Linked DNA regions of Mus musculus: region 2 is linked to region 1. The links are chromatin contacts, found by Hi-C or POLR2A ChIA-PET in ENCODE. All regions are on one chromosome and are shown on one strand. Each heading gives the region's core, a stretch centred on a gene start or an enhancer-like site at or near the end of the contact. The rest is flanking DNA. Distances are from core to core; before and after follow the strand shown.

Evidence for each region. Hi-C counts contacts between places; a loop is a spot of excess contacts on that map. ChIA-PET counts read pairs that join two places held with the same protein, here RNA polymerase II (POLR2A).
Region 2: a map of T-helper 2 cell shows a loop between it and region 1 (2.0-fold over the local background). The contact joins the promoter of Atp1a2 here to the promoter of Nhlh1 in region 1. A Hi-C loop is called at or near these places in 1 of 37 maps with a recorded cell type or tissue (T-helper 2 cell). POLR2A ChIA-PET finds 5 or more read pairs at or near these places in 1 of 5 experiments (Patski).

The regions. Positions count from the first base shown.
Region 1 is chr1:172,055,190-172,061,351 of GRCm38, reverse strand. It overlaps Nhlh1 (nescient helix loop helix 1), which reads left to right and starts at 3,756. Exons shown (of 2, transcript NM_010916.2): 1 at 3,756-4,065.
Region 2 is chr1:172,296,609-172,302,633 of GRCm38, reverse strand. It overlaps Atp1a2 (ATPase, Na+/K+ transporting, alpha 2 polypeptide), which reads left to right and starts at 4,570. Exons shown (of 23, transcript NM_178405.3): 1 at 4,570-4,753. The coding sequence starts at 4,742.

The DNA of each region.
Region 1 (6,162 bases), core at 2,507-5,006:
GCTCTGAGCTGGGGAGAGGTGAGTGAACGGAGGAAGAAAGGGGAGGCCGCCTTAGGAGACAAAGGCGTGAAGGCCTAGGGGGCCAGGGGCAGAGGGCTCGGGCTGGGTGCTGAGGGGGGGGGGGACACTTCCAGCTGGGCTGACACACAGAGAGTGACAGATTGTGTAGTTAGCCAGAGTGGAGACCCCGCTGTCACCTTCTAGAGGCACAGAGAGGTAGAGAGAGAAAGACAGACAGACAGAAACCATGTGCAAACCATTCGAAGGTGAAGACACACTAAAGCATGGCTGCCTTTTCCAAGTAGTGGTAGCTTCTGCTCAGGCTTCCCTTGCCTGCATTGCCTCCTGTGTCCCAACACAGTCACTGGACAGACTAACACCTCAACCACAGCAGCTCTCAGAGAAGGGTCAGGTGGCGTGGCACAGCAAGAGTTAACACGGTCTGCTCTCCCTGCCAGCCAGTTTGCCTGGTTGGGTCCCCAGGGCTCCCCACATATGTCATCCCCCTCCTGCCAAGCCCACTGCTTCCTGGCTTCTCCAGGCCCTCCCCTTACCCTCAAGGACTAGCCCTAGCCCCTGTGTCTAACCTACCCTCCGACGTCCCTCCCCCCAGGACCTCACAGGATGGGGAGAAAGAAATTTGTGAACCACAATCTGAAAAAGTGAATATCTATAAAATGCAAAATAACAACCACAAAGGTATAATCATTTTCTCTGTCCCCAAGGCCTGCTCCTGCTCCACTTGTCTTCCCTTGCAGGTAAGATCACACACACAGACACACACACACACACACACACACACACACACAGACACACACACACACACAGAGAGAGAGAGAGAGAGAGAGAGAGAGAGAGAGAGAGAGAGCTCCCAACATGGAAAGCTCTCCTCAGCTTCCCTCAGTCATATTTTCTTACATATATATGGGTGACACTTTCTGGACCACCATGTAGGGAGTTGGGATGAACACAGTCTCCAGTGAATTGTTTCACTGGGTGTCACAAGAGCCCTATGGCAAAGGTGACAGTTTGCCCACGTTACAAGTGGTGAAAAGAATCCAGAGAAAATTACACAACTTTCCAAGGTCACAAGGACCTGGACCCAGGTCCCGCAGACTTGGGACTCAGTAGACACGGTTGCTTTCTATAGTATGATGCTATTAACTCCTCTTTGTTACCCTTCAGCAACTGCCCTCAGAGTTCCTGAGTGAGGCTTGAGACTGGGAGTCCCCAGAGCCTGAGATCTTGGGATGACAGATGCAGAGGAGGAAGAAATAGTCCCCTGAGTACACGGGACAGCTAGGGCTGGGTGCTTCAGGGACCCAGGTTGTGGGGCTGAAAGTATCTGAGCTACACAGCACATGAGCGGGGAGGCACAGCACGCGATGGGGGAGGCTGGCACCAGGAGTTTGGCTCCTGCCTCTGCCACCTCTGCCATTACTTTCTGCCTGTGGTCTCTCAAGGTTCTTCTGTGTCCTTTACCCTTTGGGATCTCTGTCCCCCATTTGGATGACGCCTTAACACTTGATTATGGTGTCTCCCTACCTTATAGCCCATCATTTTTTCTCTTTTTGACAAACTGTTTGCTCTCTACTTCCTCCATGTCTGCATCTCCTTTCTGCTTCACGGCTTCTCTCAGTCTTGTTTACATCTCCCCTTTCCTGAATATGTTCCTCCATCTGAATCTCCATTAGTAGTCTCCTCTTTTCTAGTTTCTCCCCAAGTCTGTTATCTGTTCGTCTGTCTGTCTGTCTCCCTATCTGCCTGTCTCTCTGTCTCTCCATCTCTGTCTTTCTGTGTCTTTGTTTCTCTTTCACACACACACACACACACACACACACACACACACACACACACACACACACACACACATTTCTTACATCTCTACCTTCTGTAAAGAATTGACAACCTGGCCCCATCCCCCCTCCCTACCTCTCTGTCTTCCCTATGTCTCTGTCACCCTGTGACCACATCTGCCCACTTCTCTGTATCTCCTTCATATCTTAGCATCTCCTCGTGTCTCCATCATTTTCCTCGGCTTCTCCCCATCTTCTCCCATCATCTCCCCCATGGCACTTTCTCCCACTTTCTTGGATGGGTTGGAGGGCAGGAGGGTGGGGGAAGTAGGCTTGTTGTTGCTGGGGGCTCATTAGGTGGAGATCGGTTTTTAATCAGCACCATGGCAATGATGATGCAAGAACCAAGCCGCCACCTGATCCCCTGCCCCCCACCCCCTCCTCAGGCCTTCGTTCCCCTCCAGCTCAGCCCATCTGCTGGCGCCTGGGCACCTGTCTGGGCCTGCCCAGGTGGGAGTTGGCACCTCCCAGGCCTGGGGGTGGGGAGAGGAGCGTGAGCTTGGGGAGGAATTATAGGACTCCCTGTAGGGAAGGCCTCACCCTGGAGAAAGCCCAGAAAAGGTTGAGAAGACACAGGGAAGGGGCGAATCCTTTGCACCACCTGTGCTCCTACTACGGTCTACACTACTACAAACATCATCTCACTTGATCTCCATGGCAACCTACACAGTTATAATTTACCCTATTTAAGAGAAAAAGGATATTGAGGCTCAAAGGTCATTACTTGTCCAGGGTCATACAGCTGACAGAGCCCCCTATACTGTAGCTCACTGTGCCTGGGGTCCTCTGTCTCTGATATGGAGGCTCAATGAAGATGTCCTACCGCTGAATCCATGGGAGAATTTCCATGCTGAAACCCAGCCCACTATTTCTCTGTGCCTCCCTGAGCCCCAGAAACTGGCTCCCCTCTCAGGCCACCCTGCAACACACCCACTCAGACACAGAGCCACACATATGCACAGGCAACAGACCCTGGAGGCGGTTGAGCTATTGGCGTGAACGTAATCAGTGTTGATTTGCACATGATTTTCTATCTACTTTTCTTGTTGCTCATTTGGTGGCCTGCACACCCCGGCAGGCAGCCTGGACTGCCCTCCCCTCCTCTCTCCTCATCTTTGCCCTGCCTTTCTTGGATCTTCCACCTCCGTCTCCTATTATCTCTGTCCTCCCCAGCCCCTGATGCTCTGTAGATCCCTAGAAAAACTCCTTGTGGGGGGTCTCCACCCAGACTCGACTCCACAGCTCGCCTGGTAAAGGGGGCAGGTAGGAGAATAGGGCCTGAAAGAGAGACGAGCAGGTTGCTGAAGTTCCAGGATAAGGAGGACTAGGACCTGACCGGCAGCAAGAGGCAGCCTGTTAAGCTGTGGGTGCTATCTGTTTGAGAACTTTCTTGGGGGAGGGAGGACCTTCAGGTTACTGGTTACTTAGTCTGATTACTGGTTACATAGTTTCTCTCCTAGTACTTTGGAGAGCCTTCTTCCCAGGAAAAGGGAGACAGAGAAGGGGCAGTCAGAGCCACGCTGGGACTCAGAATGAAACCATGACATTTAAAACCAGCTTCTTTGGAGTCTCTCTGCCCTGCTACCTCTAGTGTGGGAGGCTGAGGGGGTTCATCTGTGGCCCTGCCCTGGCTCTTGCCTCAGCCCCACCCCTTCCCCAGCTCTCTATTTCTTGCTTATGAAATATGCATGGAGAACAGATGTCCCTGCTCCCCCACTCCCCGCCCCCCCTCAGGGCCAGCCCCCGCCCCCAGCTCCCAAGGGGTTCCCAGATCCCTCTGCCAATGGCTGCCTGGCCTGGATGTTTAATATTGATGAGGGGGGTGCCTGGGCCAGCCAATAGAGAGCTGGGGGTGTGTGTGTGTATCTCCATATATATACACACAGAGAAGGCTGGGCCAGCTCAGGTGTGTGTATATGTGTCTGTGAGTGTGTGAATGTGTAGGTGTGTGTATGTATGTGTGAGTGTGGGTGACTCCAGTTCTGGACTAAGTAAGAGCATCCCTTTTGCCTAGGCCTTACAAATCCTCATCATGTGTACCCTTCTCATCTGTCCTGGATCCTGTTCAGCCACAAGCTGCCCCTAAGAGCTCTAGAAACTGCTCACTAACTTTGCAGACAGATGACCCTTGAGCAGCGAGAAGAGACTGGGGCTCTCTACGCTGTCCCTCTCACTTGCCAGCTTGGATCCCTTGGCAGAGTCCTTCTAGGTAAGGGGGAACCATGGGCTGGGGAAGGGTGGTGCACCCCTCCTAATCTCTGACTGGAGTCCCTTCCCAGAACCTTTCTCCAGGAAGGGTCTCTCTCTCCATCTCTGCCTCTTTCCTACCTACTTATCTTGGATTCTTTGGGCAGCATCTGTGAGGGGCAGTTGGAGGAAGCAGGGTGGGAATTCCTCCTATTGGATCCTTGGAATCCTTGCTTCCTGCTTCTCAGAGCCAGACACTTTGAGAGCTGAGGGAGGAAAGACTTGAGAGGAATATGGAAGCTGCTGCCTGCCGGGAGTGAGGTGGGGAGAAGGGAGGGGCAGGTGGAGATGGGTCGTGACAGATGGGGAGCAGGAGAGAGAAAGGGAGGACACGAGAGAGTGATGGAGGACTCGGGGACATGGGGACTGGGCAGAGGTGGGATCTCTGGTTGTGATAGATGTCCTGGGAACCCCAAGGTTGAACTCTTGGTTTCAGTCCACTTTGAGAGTGGGACATCAGGGACACTGAACATGGATGGGAAATGCTCCCCCACCTTCCTACACTCTTGGTGTTCTCTTCTCTTCCTTTGGATCCTACAATATGGAGGATGTTCATAATTTCAGCATTAATTAGGTTGTTTTATGTCGCAGTCGGTGTGTAGGTGTAGGTGTCAGATGCTGGTGGTCTTGTGTACGTCCCCTTAAGCCCTTAGTAACCGCTCTGGTCTTGAACCTGTCTTCTGTGACAGTAGGGTGGGGCAAGCCTAGGAGAAAGGGTGGCTCCTGAGAGCCTGTCAGCTGCCAGCTGTCAAGCCAGGGCTGGGGGCGGTGGTGACTGGGAAGGATCCCAAGTGTTTCTACTCTTTCTGTCTCTGTCAAGGCTGAAGTCACTGGGAAAGGCCCAGTGGTTCTGATATAAGCAAACTTAGCTGAGCTCCTTAAGGGTGGCTCCAAGGAGCTGCCTATGCCCTCCTCTGCAGGCCACAGCACAGGCTGTGGGTGAGTTTCTGAAGTCTTCCTTACAGAATCGCCAAGAGGGTCAGGGGATGGCAAGGGCTAAATGTGCTAAGGACAGAGCTGGGGGATCTGGTAGTCCTGAGCAGGTAGGTGCACGTGCTGAGAAGAAATACCTTTTCTTTGGTTCTAATGGGCAGAATGGGAGGGCCTGTCTACTACAGTGGTGATGTAAAGGAGGCTGAGGGATTGTGAAGGACTGAACCAGGTGCCTGTGCCAAGGTCTGCCTTATATCCCAGTCCTCCCCACAACAGCCATCTCTGAGTTTGGCCCTTCCCTCCCTCAGCGAGAAACAAGGGTGCAGAAGGTTCCAAAGCCCCCTCCCCGCCCCCCCCCCCAGTTGTTGCTCTACCTTTCACTTTAGTATTATGTAAAAACCCCCACTTAACACAATTTGCTATCACAACAAGTGAGTGTAGACAGAGCCGGAGCAATATTAAGCATATTCTCATTACGTGAAACTCATCTCCAGAACTTTTTCATCTTGGCAATGTGAAATTCTATACTGTCTAAAGAATGGCTAGCTCCCCTCTGCCTCAACCTCCAGTCCCTGACCACTGTTGGGCCACTTGGTTTCTGTGAATTGGACTACTTTAGCAACGCAAAAGAGTGGAGTCACAGTATTTGTCTGACTGTTGACGTCGCATGGTATAATGTCCTCGAGGGTTAGTCTCCTTTGCAGTGTGACAGGAATCTGCATTCAAGGCTCACAGTTTATTATGAATACATCGTTTCTACATTGTATTTGTGCAGTCCTCTAGTAGTGGACGGTTTGAGTTGCTTCTGCCACTGCTCTGAGTGAGAGCATTCAGGTACCAACCTCTCCCGAGTGCTTTCTGAGGAGCATCCAGGCGATGGCCCGTAGCAGGTGAAACACTTTCAGACAAGGGTTTTCATTTCTTCATACTCTTGCCAACACTGGTTTAGTTTTAAGGGTTTTTTTTTTAAATATTTTTATTAGGTATAGTTTTAAGGGTTTTTTGTTTGTTTGTTTGTTTCTGTTTTTGTTTTTTAAATACATTCTCTGTCTCTGGTGGATCTGAGGTGAGCTTTTACGCTGGTTTACTTCACATTTTTAGTGGTCAGTGATGTGCCATGTATTCG
Region 2 (6,025 bases), core at 3,321-5,820, 240 kb before region 1:
CAACTGCCCCCTTGTCTCCTCTCAGCCCAGGGGAACTGCAGGCTACTGCTCCCCTGAGCTAGGCATGAGTAAGAGGAAGTAGCCCAGAGTTTGGGGAGCGCCAGAGGTGAAAGGAGATCTCACAGGCTTTCTGGCACCCCTTGTCACCCGGGAGACAAAATAGGTGACAGCCTGCCCAAGGTCATCCAAGTGGCCAGTAGCACCACTGGGACCTGACTTTTAGGCAAGTGTGCACCGCACCAGTCCATGACTCAGGCCTCAGGAAAGGCAGGTGCACCACTGAGCCCAAGACAGCAGACACAAAAATCTTTTCTTTTTCAATATCCTTAACACCCCGACCTGTGTGTCCCATTGGATGGGAATCCAATGCAGACCTTTCTGGATCCAGAGAAGCAAGGAAAGCAAAGAGATAATGGGTTAGGATACAGGAGACCAGGAGGCCGCTTCTCAGTGCCTTTATCTTTCTCTTTTCCCAATTCTAAACAATGTATTTTGAATAATCAAAAAAAGGACAAGAACACCATGGGGGAGGGGATTAAAGATGGCGGACGGCAGGAGAGTCCAAGGAAAAGAACTTTTAGAAGCTACACCAAGTACACTGAAAAGAGAGACCCACGAGCTAGCCAGGAGAACCAATATCAGGGAAAAGAGAAGAAAACCCACACAGTCCCTGTACTTCAGTGGGGAAACTGAGGTAGTAGCAGGCCTGGGGCAGCTACATCTGTGACCTGGAGCCAGGCCACTACAGTCTGAGGGAATGTGAGCGGAGAGCTAGGAAAAAAGGAGACATTAATTAAGGCCATCCTGGGCCTTCTAGTCTCCCAACTAATTTTTCACCCCATGGGGGTCTTTCTTTGAAAGAAAAGAAAAAAAAATGTCACCCACACTCCAGAAGGCTCCAGAAGTCTGGCAGCTGAGACAAGACTACATTAGAAAGGAAGATGAGAGGTTCAGGGACCAGGAGAGACAGGACAGCCCAGGGGGCTGGCAGCAGGAGAGGCAAGCAAGAGGGATGGAGGAGAAGAGGAGTGGGGTGAGGGGGCGGGGGCAGGAGAGGAACAGGGGTGGAGGTGGGGGTGGGGGTGGGGAGTGATGGAGTCTCTCCCAGCTCTTCCTTCCCACCCTCTGTCCCTCCCATTCTCTCTTTCATGATCTTGAAACAACCTTCAAGTCTGGGCTGGAGGCCCCAGGAGGCCAGTCACTTAGGAAACAAAACTGTTTCGTTTACAAGTCCATCTGCAGCTGAGCGCCCACCCTCCCTCCCCCTTACACACTCTCCCATGGACTCTCACGTACACCCACAGTAACGCACAGCTTTCCCTGTAGCCCGCGTGAATGCCTGCACACGGACACGTGCACACCACACGCTCCTAGGCGGACTACTAATTCGTAATAAATGGGGTGCACACATCTGAGCAAGCGCTGCCCTGTCCCCATCATTTTAAAGGAGGAGGAGGCAGGCTCTCTCATCTTGTCTGAGCCGGCTTCTCAGACTTGCTATGTAGCTTGGGGTGACCTTGACATTCTGATCCTCCTGCCTCTACCTCCCAGGCATTGGGGTTGTTCTACAACCCTCACCTTAGGGATATTTGGGATAGAACCCAGGTTTCCATGCTTCCTAGGAAGTCACCCAACTGAACCACTTGCCCAGACTGAAGCTCCTTCGGAGTTAGTACTTGGTACATTCCTACCCACAGAATCCCAGACACGAGTGTCCCCTTCGGTCCTAACTAGCATCCCACCTCCACACTAGTACATGTTCCTATGTCTCTCAGCTCCCTACCCTGTGTATACACATCCTACTTCCCAGATCTCTGCCGACCAAAGGCTTGGGCCTTTTCCATTTTGTCCCTTGTGACCTTGTCCTACTCTGAGTTTTCTCTCAAGACCACTCCCGCCATCCGTCCCCACCTCTTGTTCTCAGGTCTTTCTGGTTTTCCTCCTTTGTTCCTCTCTTGACTCAAATAAGTCCCCCTGTCTGGATCCCCAGTTAGAGATTAAAGGGCCAGATGTCTACCTCCACTGTGATCTGGGGTCTGAGACAGACTCCCATAGGTCCGTGAAGGGAGTGGTCAGGAAGGCGTGGGTGAGAAGCAGGCTGTAGGTGCTCTGCCTGCTGTCACTTGTTGCCTCTCGAGTACACAGCAGAGCACAGTGTCCTTGGGGCTCTGGTCACTCAAATGCAGGACATGGCAGGGAGCCCTAGCAGGCTTTGCAAGCAGAGGAAGGGCACAGCCCTTTCCGTTACTGAGACAGCAGAACCAGGCTGTGGGAAGGCCTGGGCAGTACAAGAAGGTGCCAGCAGGGGTGGGAGGAGGTTGGGGGAGCACTCAGAGCCTTTCTCTTCAGCCTTACCTTATATCTTGAAGAGGCTAGGGCGATTACTCAGGAACTCTGGCTCAGGCCTATAGATGCTACTTATACCCCCCAAAAGGATCATCTATTCACCCCTAAACCCCACACTCCACTAGCCTTCAGGTAAATCTTCTAGAGCCTTCGTCCCCAGCTTTACATCTTCAGCTGTTCTCTGTGTCCTTGACACACAGGGACTGTGTTTAATTTCCTCTCATGATTTTCCCAGTCTCATCTACTCCAGACCCAGACCATGAGAATGGACCACAGACCATGAGAAAGTCCATGTGTGCTTATAGGGCCCATCCTTCCTGCGTAGGCCCAGGAGGAAACAGTTAGGGGCAGGTAGGCGCTGACCCTCCGGTGTCTGTAATGGAAAAATCTCAGCTGCAGAGCCGGAGGTGGCCAGCTATTTAGGGAATTCAGATGTGAGCCCTGTGCTCTGAGAGTAGATTTCCTGGACAAGAGGTCCATAATCGCTCTACAGGGAGCTCCCTCCAGGGCCAGAGGGGGCTCAACCCAGCCAGCCCAGCCAGCGGGCACCTTAGGACTCCTGCCAATGCCTCATTGCCTCCCTCCTCCTTCCCAGCCAGGGTTCTCAGACCTGCCCCTGCTCAGTGGGCGTCCACTCACTCACTACATTTCGGTGCCCAGAGAAATGGGGACACTGCAGAACTTTATCCCTCTAACTGTTCCTAGTCGGTGGGGGCAGAAAATCTTCTTCTCTCTGTCCCCAGCCTCCATTCTTCAACAAATGAATGATGCCAACACCCCCCCCCGCCCCCAGAGCGGCTGGGCTGGTCATGAGTTATCTGCTCTGTTCCTGTTTCTATTGAGAGTAATGTTGAAGACATCTTCTCAGCTGGAGGTGAAGCCCCCTCCCTCCCCCCAGACCCAACCTCCAGGATCTCCCATGCCATTAAACAGGTCTCTCACAGTGGAGTCTGCCTGACCCCTTCCTCCCAGAAGGAACCAAGGAAGTCCTTGCTCTTTCTAGTCCCACAGAGTTGGTATTTGAGGTGATAATGACTTCCATGCCCTCCTGCTACACCTTCCAGATTTGACTTCTCATACCATTCACCGACCTCCGACTCAGACTCACTCAAAGCTCCCCTGTAGCAGTGAAGGGGAGGCTCATCTGCTTCATACACAGAATGGCAGAAATGCTTCCACGTGCCTGTTGTGCCCGGACTTGGGCGGCCTTCCTGGCTCTTTCATATCTTCTGTCCTTCACCTTCCCAACTGCTTCTAAGTGCGGAGACTCTTGCTTGTCTTGAACACTGGGTTACAGGTGTGTCCACCATTAAAAATCATGTCACAATGTTATAACCAACAACATTCATGTCATCTACAAACCACACTGGACAACTATGAAATCACATTATCCAGAGAGAGAGAGAAAGAGAGAGAGAGAGAGAGAGAGAGAGAGAGAGAGAGAGAGAGAGAGAGAGAGAGAGAGAGAACGAACGTTGGTGGTGGCACATTCTCTTAATCCCAGCAGAGGCAGGGGGATCTCTGAATTTAAGGATTAGCCAGATCTGTAGAGCGATTTCCACAACAGCCAAAGCAACACAGAGAAAACTTGTGTCAAAAAACAAACAAACAAATAAAAAATCGCTACACTGTTACAAAGCATCTCAATGTTTGAAGTAAGGTTAGGATGTATTGGGCCAAATTCCTAGCTATGGTGGTGGTGGGGTGGCGTATGGAGCCCAAGAGCAACAAGTGGGACATGCCTGGTGCAGCATCTCCAGGCTTTGGTTCTGCAAGGAGCTTCAAAAGCAAGAGTCGTCTGATTCTAGTTCTAATTCTTTCTTGGTCACAACGTCCTTGCAGCCCCTTACAGCAGATGGAGCAGGCTGTTGCTTTCTCTGGAAACTTGGATGTGAGCTCAGGGAGATTCTGTCTTATCCAGTAAGATTGCTGAATTCTTATAGCCTTGCTTCCCCACCTGGAAATATAGGCAATTAGTCCCAGGACCATGAGCTGGCTGCTCTCGAGGGGCCACCTCTCCTTTTTCCAGCTACCCCTTCCCCATTCCTTTCCCCTTGCTTCTCTCTTGGTTGTAGCTGCCCATGGGATGGGGAAATGCTAAGAGGAGCTGAGGGGGACAGACCGGGGACAAAACAGGACCATCAGCTGGGCCAGTTGCTAAAGAGGCGGGAGGGGAGGGGAGGAGTCCTCAGGGATCCAGTTTCAACAAACGTTTCTTTCCCCAGAAGGGGAAGGCGGGAGTGAGGGGGAGAGGGACCTATTTAAAGCTACCCTGTTGCTCAGACTGTCTCTGTCTGTCTGCCAGGGTCTCCAGCTGCCCCAGACAGGCGGTGTGGTCTTGGGATCCTCCTGGTGACCTTTCCAGCCTAGGTCCCCTCAGCCACTCTGCCCCAAGATGGGTCGTGGGGTGAGTATCCCTCCAAGATCAGGGGCCACTCTCTGGAGGGTGGAGTAGAAATGGGACGTGGAGAGAGGGGTGAGAGACGCTGACGGACTGCGTGGGATGGTTTGAACTTGGAACTAGTCTCCCGACTGCACATGCATGTGGATTCGTTCCACGGAGCTCATGAGCCTAGGGACTGGCAGGTTCTGCAGCTACCCTGCTCTCTGCCTCTCCCACAACTAGCCTAAGAAACTACCCAAGTGTCCTTCTAGATCTCCCTGCTCTCTGCCCACTCATCCTTACTCCACAAATCCCTCCTCTCGCTCCACAATCCCGAGCTTCCCAGCTGAAGAGATCTTTGACACTGTTAGTTCTCTGCCGTCCTTGTTACCCACTGAAAATATCTATTGCTCTGAGGTCCTTAGCCCAAGAGTACAGGGGCCAGCCTGGGGCTGGGAAGAGCCACCTAGCAGTTGATTACACCAGTTCCCAGAGTTCTTCATGCCAGAGTCAGCTGGGGCAGAGAGAGCAAAGATGTATCCCCAGCCCTCACCCCAGCACCCCTCCGGATGTCCCCATAAGCACTGTCCTGGGCTCCAGGCCATAGGTTTTGGGGACCTTTCCAAAGGCTGCTGAGAACTGCGCCTGCCTATGGCATTGTGAAGCAATGGATTTGCCAGTGAAAAGATTAACAGCCATATCTGGGCGAGCAAGGACAAGGCTTCCAATTCTTGGGAATAAAATCCCCATATGAAGAAAAAGGACCCAATCCCTTTCCATACTGTGCTTGGAAGTTTTCCTCATGTGGAATCCTGGCAAAAGAGGGCACAGAGGGAAAGGGCTTGACAGGCCATTGCAAAATGCAAGGGGGACAGTGCCACAGGGTGCTGTGAGCCAATTTCTGGATCCAAGGAGGAGTCAGGCAAGGACATGTTATTGCACTAAGCTGAACAGCTGGAAAAACTCGAATCCTGGACACCAGAGATCCAGAGCTTGGGTGGGAACTGGAAATAGAAGACCATCGCGCATGTGTGCATACATGCATCTGTGTGTGTGTGTGTGTGTGTGTGTGTGTGTGTGTGTGTGTGTACACGTGTCCACAACCTTACAATAGCGTGTTCCTAGGATAGTGCTGCAGGCTTCCATGGGTGAACCTGCACTATGTTTCAGCAGGAGAATTTGCAAATGAAGGGCCTCTGGGCATACAGGGTGATGGGTGGTGAGTGTAAGGTGAGGGCTGTAAGCCCGCCCTTAGGAACTATCTATGGGCAATGGGTTTCCCCAAGGAAGAGTCAT